Linked DNA regions of Homo sapiens: regions 2 and 3 are each linked to region 1. The links are chromatin contacts, found by Hi-C or POLR2A ChIA-PET in ENCODE. All regions are on one chromosome and are shown on one strand. Each heading gives the region's core, a stretch centred on a gene start or an enhancer-like site at or near the end of the contact. The rest is flanking DNA. Distances are from core to core; before and after follow the strand shown.

Evidence for each region. Hi-C counts contacts between places; a loop is a spot of excess contacts on that map. ChIA-PET counts read pairs that join two places held with the same protein, here RNA polymerase II (POLR2A). Pooled maps may share reads with other maps.
Region 2: a loop to region 1 is called in a pooled map, with 5 times the contacts of the local background. The contact joins the enhancer-like site here to the promoter of ETFRF1 in region 1. A Hi-C loop is called at or near these places in 7 of 50 pooled maps. POLR2A ChIA-PET finds 5 or more read pairs at or near these places in 2 of 52 experiments (PC-9 and activated CD4-positive, alpha-beta T cell).
Region 3: a pooled map shows a loop between it and region 1 (5-fold over the local background). The contact joins the enhancer-like site here to the promoter of ETFRF1 in region 1. A Hi-C loop is called at or near these places in 3 of 50 pooled maps. POLR2A ChIA-PET finds 5 or more read pairs at or near these places in 2 of 52 experiments (MCF 10A and OCI-LY7).

What each region holds. Positions count from the first base shown.
Region 1 is chr12:25,193,227-25,196,782 of GRCh38, reverse strand. ETFRF1 (electron transfer flavoprotein regulatory factor 1) reads right to left here and starts at 1,546. Exons shown (of 3, transcript NM_001001660.3): 1 at 1,446-1,546. It overlaps DNAI7 (dynein axonemal intermediate chain 7), which reads left to right and starts at 1,623. Exons shown (of 16, transcript NM_018272.5): 1 at 1,623-1,707. The coding sequence starts at 1,705. RefSeq lists an enhancer at 1,186-1,305.
Region 2 is chr12:24,836,313-24,840,117 of GRCh38, reverse strand. BCAT1 (branched chain amino acid transaminase 1) reads left to right here. Exons shown (of 11, transcript NM_005504.7): 8 at 3,522-3,607. It overlaps BCAT1-AS1 (BCAT1 antisense RNA 1), which reads right to left. Exons shown (of 4, transcript XR_007063245.1): 4 at 3,563-3,641. Among named protein-coding and RNA genes, the nearest start is that of BCAT1-AS1, 18 kb to the right of the region's middle. RefSeq lists a silencer at 317-506. Within about 2 kb of position 1,402, at least 7 of the 41 ENCODE cell types and tissues checked have a DNase peak (open chromatin) inside an H3K27ac peak, as active enhancers do.
Region 3 is chr12:24,813,167-24,816,476 of GRCh38, reverse strand. It overlaps BCAT1 (branched chain amino acid transaminase 1), which reads left to right. Exons shown (of 11, transcript NM_005504.7): 11 at 1-3,310. Among named protein-coding and RNA genes, the nearest start is that of BCAT1-AS1, 5.0 kb to the left of the region's middle. Within about 2 kb of position 1,961, at least 4 of the 41 ENCODE cell types and tissues checked have a DNase peak (open chromatin) inside an H3K27ac peak, as active enhancers do; they include OCI-LY7, where a contact is called at or near this core.

The DNA of each region.
Region 1 (3,556 bases), core at 297-2,796:
TGAATAAACAATTTTGAGTTCAGCAGGGCCCTGAGGCTGCTCCTGAACTCTGCATGAAGTCATGGAGGTTACTGTTTTAAGTAAAGAGCCAAGAGTTAAGGACTAAGAGAAGCCCCCTATTATTCTGAAAACTTGGATGTGTGCGCTGGATGAGACAGCGGTTGCAGTCCCCATTGATAGTTTTTTCCCCCTGTCATTCTAGGCTAAGGAGTTAGGACTTAACCAGTTCCAGTTCCAGGCTAATGGAAAATTGTCATTTTACTGGGGGTTATGTGGTGGCCAAAGTTGTTAATCATTGTTCCCCATGGGGTAGATACAGTGAGAGCTTCAGTAAAGCCTTTCCTCTAAAAGCCCACTATTTTAAGGTAACTTGGGATTACTGAACTATCTCCTTACCCCGATGAATCCTAACTTGAGTTGACTGAGGTGTTTTATCATTAAACATTAGTTTTACTGAAACTAATTTAAAAGGAAGCCTTAACTTTCATATCAAACAGCTATGGTAAACTGAGTAAGAACTCTGTACGAAGTCGCTATTAAAATGTTTTTATCTTGCTACCAGGATATGGATGTAAAATGCTAATAACTATTACACAACCTATAATAGTTACAGGTTACAATAGGGATAATAACACTTTAACCCACAAAGACTAGCTTAGTCCTACTACTTATCTATGAATAATGCATGTAGTCAATAACACTGGAAGGGATAGAGCATTATAAACTTATAATTCAGAGATGAGAAATGGTGCCAGTAATTTAAAAGTATTTCAGGTCTCATAATGCTAAAACAGGGTGTAGGTATGCCCTACAATTACAGAGAACTCAGTCGGGCTTGAGGAGAACAGCCTCACTTAATTGTAGTTTTCCTGTCGGTGTAAGGTGCCGGCGTTTCTTCATGTGGGAGGAGACTGAAATTCTAAAGGTTGTGTGGTTAGTAAAATTAGTCTGTGACCTCGGGAAACTAATGAGTCTTTGGGGCCTCAGCGATCTTCATGTTAAGGAATATTTTAGCCAGGAATTGCTTCATTTTCAATTCTTGTTTAGGGCGCTCTTAGGAAAAAGGACGCGTACGCTGCACAGAAAGTAAACAATAGAGCAGAAAGAAGAATCCGAAGGTCATTAATCTTAAAATAACCAACCCTCTGGAGCCAACTTATTTCTCTCTTTAAATTGCGGAATGAGCCCCATCCCCCTGCTGGATTAAACCGCAGAGGCCCAGGCCTCCCACCGGGTGTCCGCTGCATGAACCAGTCGCATGCCTGTTTCCTTCTCGAAACCCTCACAGAAAGACCCAACACACTCTAGGAAATAAACCGTCAACGTCAGGAGACGCTCAGAACCCTCTTCCCACACCCGGTGGTCCTCGCCCAGAGCATATTTCGCCTCCAGACCCCAGGATCCGGGAAATGGAACAAAACTCCCCGGCGGCGGCACTCACGCACTTTCCGGCACGCCGGAGCCGCAAAAGCCTCGACCGCTACGACTCCTCTGTCCGTCTACTGCGAAGCGGGGTGGCGTTGGGGGAGGTGGGCAACCTGTCAGTAAAGGGGGCGGGGCGCCGGCCGGAAGAGCCTCCGCGCGGCTGCGCTCTTTTCCTGGAGCTCAAGTGGGCGGGGCCTGTCGTCCGGGCAACCCGGGAGCGTTTGTCCACACAATTTCTGCTCCGACTCTGCGGACTACTGCAGTGGAGCTTGACTCTTAATGGTGAGCAAGGCAAATGAGGCAGACAGGTGGAGGGGCGACCACTGATTCTGCTTCACCAGTGTTAAATAATGTAATCAAGAGCCAGTCATATTTTACAGCGAAGCGGGTCGGTTTGGGAAATAACTCATACCTTGGGGTGGGTCGGCCCTCTTCTCAGCAATGGCTTTCCTTACCTGGACCAGGCGGACAGGTAGGAGTCCCAAACCAGTTTCTGCAAACGGGAGATGGTCAAAGCTGTCACACGGTATCCTGATCTCGAATGTTGCTAAGCTTGAAAATTGGTCCCAACCTAGTAACTTTCAGTAGTGATAGACGTTCCCACTAAATTTTCTTATTGCAACTTGGCGGAAATGTTTTAGTACTTCTCCAGCAGTTAATTAAAAGCTAATGCAATTTACTCTGCTTTGAAAAAATATTTTATGTCGTCTTTTGTGGGAATATGAATTGTTTTGTGATTCAAGGTTCTCATCCTGCATTAGTTAAATATGATAAGGCTTCTCATTTTGTTTTTCTGCACTCCTCAACTGCCATGTTTTCAGCAAGGAGACAGGCCAACATGTAGCTATGAGAGTATCTCTGATTTTCTTAAATGTGGTTTCCATCAAGACATTTTCTATAATTAAAACCAGAGGAAGTGGAGAATGTAATTACTTATTTAATTCATTAATTAAGGGAAAAATGTGGAGTGCATTCTTTGTACTTGGCACTGGGCTAGAAGCCAAGAATACCAAGAAGAACATGACGACAACTCTGCTTATAGGATACAGATTAAACAAATTAATTACAATACAGCTTTACAACTGTAACAATTGAAGCATCTAAAATGGGGTAACACACAGTTGGAAATGATGAAATTTCAGTGAGGGGAAACAAGGGAAGGAGAGTGGTGCTTTTCAACCTGTTTTAAAGTATAAATACGAGTTTTCCACATATGGTGGGAAGAAATAGGGAGTGGAGGCCTGGCGCGGTGGCTCACCCCTGTAATCCCAGCACTTTGGGAGGCCGAGGCGGGCAGATCACGATGTCAGGAGTTCGAGACCAGCCTGGTCAACATGGTGAAACCCAGTCTCTACTAAAAATACAAAAATTAGCCGGGCGTGTTGGCGCGCACCTGTAATTCCAGCTACTCAGGGGGCTGAAGCAAGAGAATCGCTTGAACCTGGGAGGCGGAGGTTGCAGTGAGCCGAGATTGTGCCACTGCACTCCAGCCTGGGTGACAGAGCGAGACTCCGTCTCAAAAAAAAAAGAGAAAAAAAGAAATAGGGAGTGGAGAGCATTCCTGGCGGAATGCAAATGGACCTTAAGTCAATTTATAATTGCTAATAAATTGGGGGAACAGTAAGCACTTACTTGTTACCTTCCAATTTGTTACCTGAGTTTCTTCTTCTTCTTAGATCCTTCTCCCAATGTTTCTCAAAGTGTGGCCCATGGAACATTTATTTCTAATGCACCCGGAGTACTTGTTAAAAATGCAGATTCCAGGAACCCACTCAACTCCAAATCTACTGTATTAGTTTCCTAAGTCTGCCAAGTAAGGAATTGCCACAAACTGAGTGGTTAAAGAAAAGAAATTTATTGTCTCGTAGTTCTGGAGACTAGAAGTCCAAGATCAAAGTGTCAGCAGGTCTGTGATACCTCTGAGGGCCTTAGGGAGAGATCTGTTCAGACCTTTCCTGGCTTCTAGTAGTTTCTTGGTTTGTGGCAACAAAACTTCATTCTTCACATGGCATTCTCCATCTGAGTATATTAAAATTATTATTATATAAGGACACAAATCATATTGGATTAGGGGCCCACCCTATTCAGTATGGCTTCATCTTAATTTAACTAATAAAATCAGCAGTGACCC
Region 2 (3,805 bases), core at 153-2,652, 360 kb after region 1:
AGAATAGAAATGAGTGAGTTTGTCTTCTGCCTCTTGCAAAATATACAAGACCTTAAGACTGTTAGTTACTATTCAGATTATGGTTGCCTGGGATAACTTTAGTTTTAATATACTCCTTCACTTTGGGGATGTTCATCTAACAGAACAAATAAAATTCAGAATAAGGAGAAAGGAAATAGAATATATATTTGAAGTAAATAGAATGTTAGGAAAAACCTTTGGGCTAAAAAAAAAGACATGCAATTCTGAAGTAACTTTGATTTATATCATATGATTTTAAGAAAATACAATGAACAAACGAGTTGAAAATCAGCACAATACTGATTTTCACAAACGTTACCGATAGGAGGTATAAACAGAGTTCTTTCGGTAATAGCCTGCCGTCTTTTCATGAGCGCCCACACACACTGCTCCTGTTGGTTGAGATGGCTGGTGCAGGAAGGTGGATGGGGTGGTGGATAGTGTGTGTTCAAAGCACAGTGCTGTGCACAGTCACTATGTGTGGCACTCAGCTTGTAACTCATGGGAGTTTTGATTTCAGTAACAGCACCCATGGTGGCAAGATCACACATCATCACTCTGTTGATGAGTAATTTAACCCATACGCTTGCTATTCACCATTTGAACAAAGCATTGTATCATATCCTGGACCCTGGAGATACCCTGAAAAATAAGACCCAGGCCTTGTGGTTGAGTTCACAGTCACTTTGGGAAAACAACCACAGCAGTGAATCTCGGTATTGCTCAGGCCACATCATGAGTCTTCTCGGACACGTCAGGCGTGTATACGGACTCGACTTGGAGCACTCTTCCTCAGATGTCTGTACCGCTTGCTCTTTGACATCCTCCAAATCTTTGCTTACAAATCCCATTCTCAGTCTGGCTTTCCTTGAGCTCTTAATCAAAATCATAAACTCCATTTCCCATTTCTCCTCAGCATTCCAGCATTCTCCATTGCTTTTCCTTCTTTGTTTCCCCCTGTGTAGTCTAACATACTATCAACACAATAAATGTTTACCTGTGTCTATTAGAAAGTAAGCAGGGAGATATGTCAGTTTTGTTCACTGCTGTATTCATAGAGCTTAAAACGGTAAACAGCACTCAATATGTATTTGTAGAATAAATGGCTAATTGTGCTGATGGTGTTTAGGGCACTTATGCAGACCTACATTCCTGGTTTCCATTAGTGTTTGACTTTGGGAAGTCACAGATGAATCCTGCTGTTATTGCTTCTAAATTCCTCATCTCCTAAAAATGACTTCTTTGTCAAAAACAAGCTGCATTTGTAGGTTCTGTTTTCCTCATGTTGGGCAATCTGGAGTGATTTCTGGCTCTTGTAAGTATGTTTGTGGTTGCAGAGGAAAATGAATATTTCTCACCCAAATGTTGTCATGTCATCATCTCTGTCTGGCAACCAGAGAAGCAGATGTTCTGTTCCTTGACCTCAGGCTAGTGGTTACAGTTCTGGGTGTTAAACATGTTTCACAAAACAGCACTTGCACATGCGGGGCTGCTGTTTTCATTTAACTTCATGTAGTCTCAGGGCTCAGCAAGCTTTAGGAAAGGTCCGGTTTGGGGGCACTGGAAGTGTGTGTGTGTGTGTACATATATATACACACACAAATAGATCCATACATTTATGTATCTAGTTGGCTAGCTATTGCAAAACACATGTTTATTTTGAGATCATCAACACTTCTAAACATGACAAAGAGTAGCCCTAAGAACATTGCCAAGAACAAATTTTCTCCTTTCCAGAAAGCAATTTTCAGCAGATGATTTTCAGAAACAAAATTCAAAAAAGCCATACTGCTGTATCCTAGCAAAGATAACTTATTCGTTTATTTTTTACTCAAAAACATTTATTATATACACTCTGGGCTAGGCACAATGCCCAGTTTTGAGGATAGAAGGATGAAGATAGAGTTTGGTATTCCAGATAGAGCTTGATTGTTGGGCATGTCTGATGTAACCCCAGTGGAGTGGGCGAGCCTAGAACCACCATGTATTGAGGGAGAGGGTGGTGGCCTCAGTGTCAGGACTCACTAGATTCAGACTCCTGGGTGTCAGAAGTGGGGAGGAAAGGGAGATGCTGAGTGCCAGAGGGTACTGTAAGGAGAGCTTGTGCAGCTGATGGATCATGCATGATGCCTGTGAACAATTGTCCTACTAGACCTCACAGTAGTTAGGGATGTCTGCAGTCATCTCACAGTAGAGCAGTAGCTCAGCTTTGGAGTTTTGTTTCTTGAATGTCTTCTTTTTTAACCGTACACGTGCTTGAGCTCACTCTGATAAGCCCATTACATTTGAATCTCAGAGAGCAAAGGCAGCATCTCCATACTTGTTGCTGATGCTCCACCAGGTTTGAAAATCACTAAAGATAGACTCTTAGGCTGGGTGCGGTGGCTCACATCTGTAATCTCAGCACTTTGGGAGGCCGAAGTGGGCAGATCATCTGAGCTCAGGAGTTCGAGACCAGCCTGACCAACATGGTGAAACCCCGTCTCTACTAAAAATACAAAAATTAGCCAGGCGTGGTGGCGCGTACCTGTAATCCCAGCTACTCAGGAGGCTGAGGCAGGAGAATCACTTGACCCTGGGAGGCAGAGGGTGCAGTGAGCTGAGATGGTGCCACTGCACTCCAGCCTGGGTAACCTAAAAAAAAAAAAAAAAAAAAAAAATTAGACTTTCCAAGGGCAGCGTGGAAGCAGTGACCAGCCTGAGTAGGCACGCACACTTCTTGGGGATAGCCTCCTCCATAGCATTCTTAGAAGGTTTGGTAATGACCAGTTTTTCTGAGTAAGACCCTATCTACATTATTCTAATTAGTAACCACCTTTCATCTGCTAAGGTAAATTTTCACTTCAGAATATTCCTCTTAAGACCATGCAATAACTCTTACTGTTTGTTGGTGGAAAACCATCTCATTATTTTACTGGTTAAGGGTAAACTGAAGATGATTAGATAACTTTCCTTCCTTCCCTCCCCCCTTCCTCCCTTCCTTCTCTTTCTTCCTTCCTTTCTCCCTCCCTCCCTCCCTCTCTCTTTCTTTCCTTCTCTCTTTCTTTTCTTTTCTTTTTTCTTTCTTTCTTTCTTTTTTCTTTCTTCCTTCCTTCGTTCCTTCCTCCCTCCCTCCCTCTCTCTCTTTCTTTCTTTCTCTTTTCTTTCTTTCTTTCTTTCTTTCTTTCTTTCTTTCTTTCTTTCTTTCTCTCTTTCTTTTCTTTCTTTCTTTCTTTCTCTTTCTCTTTCCTTCCTTCCTTCCTTTCTTTCTCTCTCTCTCCTTCCTTCCTTCCTTCTTTCCTTCCTTCCTTCTTTCCTTCCTTCCTTCTTTCTTCTTTTTTTAAATAAGGGTCTACCTGAAGTGTGAACTGATTTGGGAAATTTGATCATGCAGAACAGTAAAATTTTCTTTATGTTTGTTGCTAGCAAAATTGTGATGGTTTTTTAAAAAAATGGCTATTGATAATAAGGCATGCCTAATGTAGTGAAAGTTTGAAAATGTCCCAATTTCTGATTGACAGAAGAAGAACTGGCAACTCCTCCACTAGATGGCATCATTCTTCCAGGAGTGACAAGGCGGTGCATTCTGGACCTGGCACATCAGTGGGTGGGTGCCTTTGATATGAACAACTTTTGTAAGCCTGAAATAAAAAATAATCAAAATAAGCCCAGCCTAGTGTTGAAATAATATCCTGTGGTTCCAACCAATGTTATCTAATCTTTAAATTCTAACGTGAATGAAAAGTATTCTTCTAGAAGGGCTTTCTTGGCAAGACTATTAAAATAAGTATTGTTGATAGCAAGG
Region 3 (3,310 bases), core at 712-3,211, 380 kb after region 1:
GTGATATTTTCCTTGTTTAGGAGCTGTGAGTTAAAATTGTATCCTTTGTGGTTTATCTAAGGAAAGTCAAATCTTGACAGAAAACATTTTTCCTTGGAAGGTCAACTCTCAGACATTGTATTTTGGTTTCCCTCAGTCCTCATAACTTCCTTCTTGCTGAACATATTTTATTCTCTTTTCAGAGAAGGAAAATAAAAAGGATTCTAAAAGTTTGATGCATTGGAAAAATTTCCTTGAGGCATTTAGCAACACATAGAAAATGGGCTTTGATTCTTTTCCAAAACTTTTAGCCATAGGGTCTTTTATAGACAGGGATAGTAAAATGAAAATTGAGAAATATAAGATGAAAAGGAATGATAAAAATATCTTTTAGGGGGCTTTTAATTGGTGATCTGAAATCTTGGGAGAAGCTGTTCTTTTCAGGCCTGAGGTGCTCTTGACTGTCGCCTGCGCACTGTGTACCCCGAGCAACATTCTAAGGGTGTGCTTTCGCCTTGGCTAACTCCTTTGACCTCATTCTTCATATAGTAGTCTAGGAAAAAGTTGCAGGTAATTTAAACTGTCTAGTGGTACATAGTAACTAAATTTCTATTCCTATGAGAAATGAGAATTATTTATTTGCCATCAACACATTTTATACTTTGCATCTCCAAATTTATTGTGGCGAGACTTGTCCATTGTGAAAGTTAGAGAACATTATGTTTGTATCATTTCTTTCATAAAACCTCAAGAGCATTTTTAAGCCCTTTTCATCAGACCCAGTGAAAACTAAGGATAGATGTTTAAAAACTGGAGGTCTCCTGATAAGGAGAACACAATCCACCATTGTCATTTAAGTAATAAGACAGGAAATTGACCTTGACGCTTTCTTGTTAAATAGATTTAACAGGAACATCTGCACATCTTTTTTCCTTGTGCACTATTTGTTTAATTGCAGTGGATTAATACAGCAAGAGTGCCACATTATAACTAGGCAATTATCCATTCTTCAAGACTTAGTTATTGTCACACTAATTGATCGTTTAAGGCATAAGATGGTCTAGCATTAGGAACATGTGAAGCTAATCTGCTCAAAAAGATCAACAAATTAATATTGTTGCTGATATTTGCATAATTGGCTGCAATTATTTAATGTTTAATTGGGTTGATCAAATGAGATTCAGCAATTCACAAGTGCATTAATATAAACAGAACTGGTGGCACTTAAAATGATAATGATTAACTTATATTGCATGTTCTCTTCCTTTCACTTTTTTCAGTTTCTACATTTCAGACCGAGCTTGTCAGCTTTTTTGAAAACACATCAGTAGAAACCAAGATTTTAAAATGAAGTGTCAAGACAAAGGCAAAACCTGAGCAGTTCCTAAAAAGATTTGCTGTTAGAAATTTTCTTTGTGGCAGTCATTTATTAAGGATTCAACTCGTGATACACCAAAAGAAGAGTTGACTTCAGAGATGTGTTCCATGCTCTCTAGCACAGGAATGAATAAATTTATAACACCTGCTTTAGCCTTTGTTTTCAAAAGCACAAAGGAAAAGTGAAAGGGAAAGAGAAACAAGTGACTGAGAAGTCTTGTTAAGGAATCAGGTTTTTTCTACCTGGTAAACATTCTCTATTCTTTTCTCAAAAGATTGCTGTAAGAAAAAATGTAAGACAAAAAAAAAAAAAAAAAACAAACAGAGGCAGAGGCAGGCAGTAGCAAGAAAGCAGAGCGTAACATCAGCTAGATGGTAACATGCAATGTCAGCTCTCTTGAAGACATGGGAAACCTAAGTTACACCTTGGGTTAAAATTCTTCACCATATTAGTTTTGTTGCTTCATAAAATTTACCTAAGCAAGTGGTCTTGCTTGCCTCAAATCCAAGCAGTCTTGAACACTTGGAGGCAATTAATGAGTATATCTTAGTCAAAAGAATTGTTGGAGCTTTTTATTAAAGCTACAGTTTCAGTTCTGCTTTTGGGGAATTGTGCTATGAAAGCAGCTGCCAAAATAAGCTCATTTATTTTCTTCAATCCCACTCAGTGCTCAGTCACTATATTCTGTTTCCTTTTTTTTTTTCAAGTTGCATATTTGGTTTCCCCTTATGATTGGGAAAGATGAATTTTCAGCAGAAAACATTGTTTGTTCACTTTCAAAGAGTGATAGTTTCTAAAACATTTAGAGCAATAAATATTCATCAGAGGTACCAAGTAAGCCGGCAGAAGAGTTAAGGGTTAGAGAAATCCCTTATTTCATGTCTTGACTCTAAAATTATCAAAGTACTTTTCCTTGTAATGTGGATTTCTTCTTATGCGGATATGCAAAAACTTCAGTTATACGTAGTAATGCTAGCAGGTAATTTTAGTAGACATTTTATAACAACTGTCACTTTGTTTCGCCACATGTAGAGTTTGTTCAGCTATTTTCCAGATATCTCCCCACAAAAGGAGGCAAAGGGTACCAGCTTTTCAATGAGCATTACCTATTACTTGGCAAAGATGATGAAGACTCTATTAATAGTTCATTTGATAAATGTTGACATAACCAACAATAGAGATTAGGAAGTTAGTTTTAAGAAATCAATGGCATATAGACATTACCCTCATGGAGTTTGTATTCTACTACTTGAACTGATTGTAGCTATAAAAGCATAGTTAGATAGCTGAATAGTTAGATCATAAGCAAAGAAGGCCAGAACACATCTCTTATCAAGAAATCAATGAATAGTTTATCTCATTTTTAAAGCAACTTTATCCTTCTTTAATTCCTTCCTTTCTTCTAGTGCAAAACTACTTAATAAGGTTGGTGTTTAGGTTAGTGTTCACACCATTCCTCATCTGGTGTGAATTACCTTCTCTTTCTTTACTATTTACTACCAACCTAGTACATGTGTTGACTGAATTCTTTTCAAACAATGTTGAGTTATCATGGTGCACCTAATAAATTAACACCACAGATTACAGCATCCTTGCTGATTTTCTCAGCAAAGCCAGATTAGATGGAAATAAACAAAGAAAATGATCCTAGAGTGAATTTTTCTAGAAAATATCTATTATGAACCATGCTGTTTAAAGTATTAGCTTGAAGGTGATGGATCCAGCTATTCAGAAAATAACTTTCATATAACCATGATTTTGCACAGTATGAGGTCTTAAATGTGTGGAAAGAGATAAATTTTTTATCATTACCACAAACCCCTTTTAAAGATTCAAAGGTGGAAGAAAGTGATTTATTTTTTCTCTTCAGCATACATATATAAAAGACTTGTCAGATGTTTAATTTGGGGAGGTTGATAATGAAACATATCAACAGAGTATAGTAGTTATAGT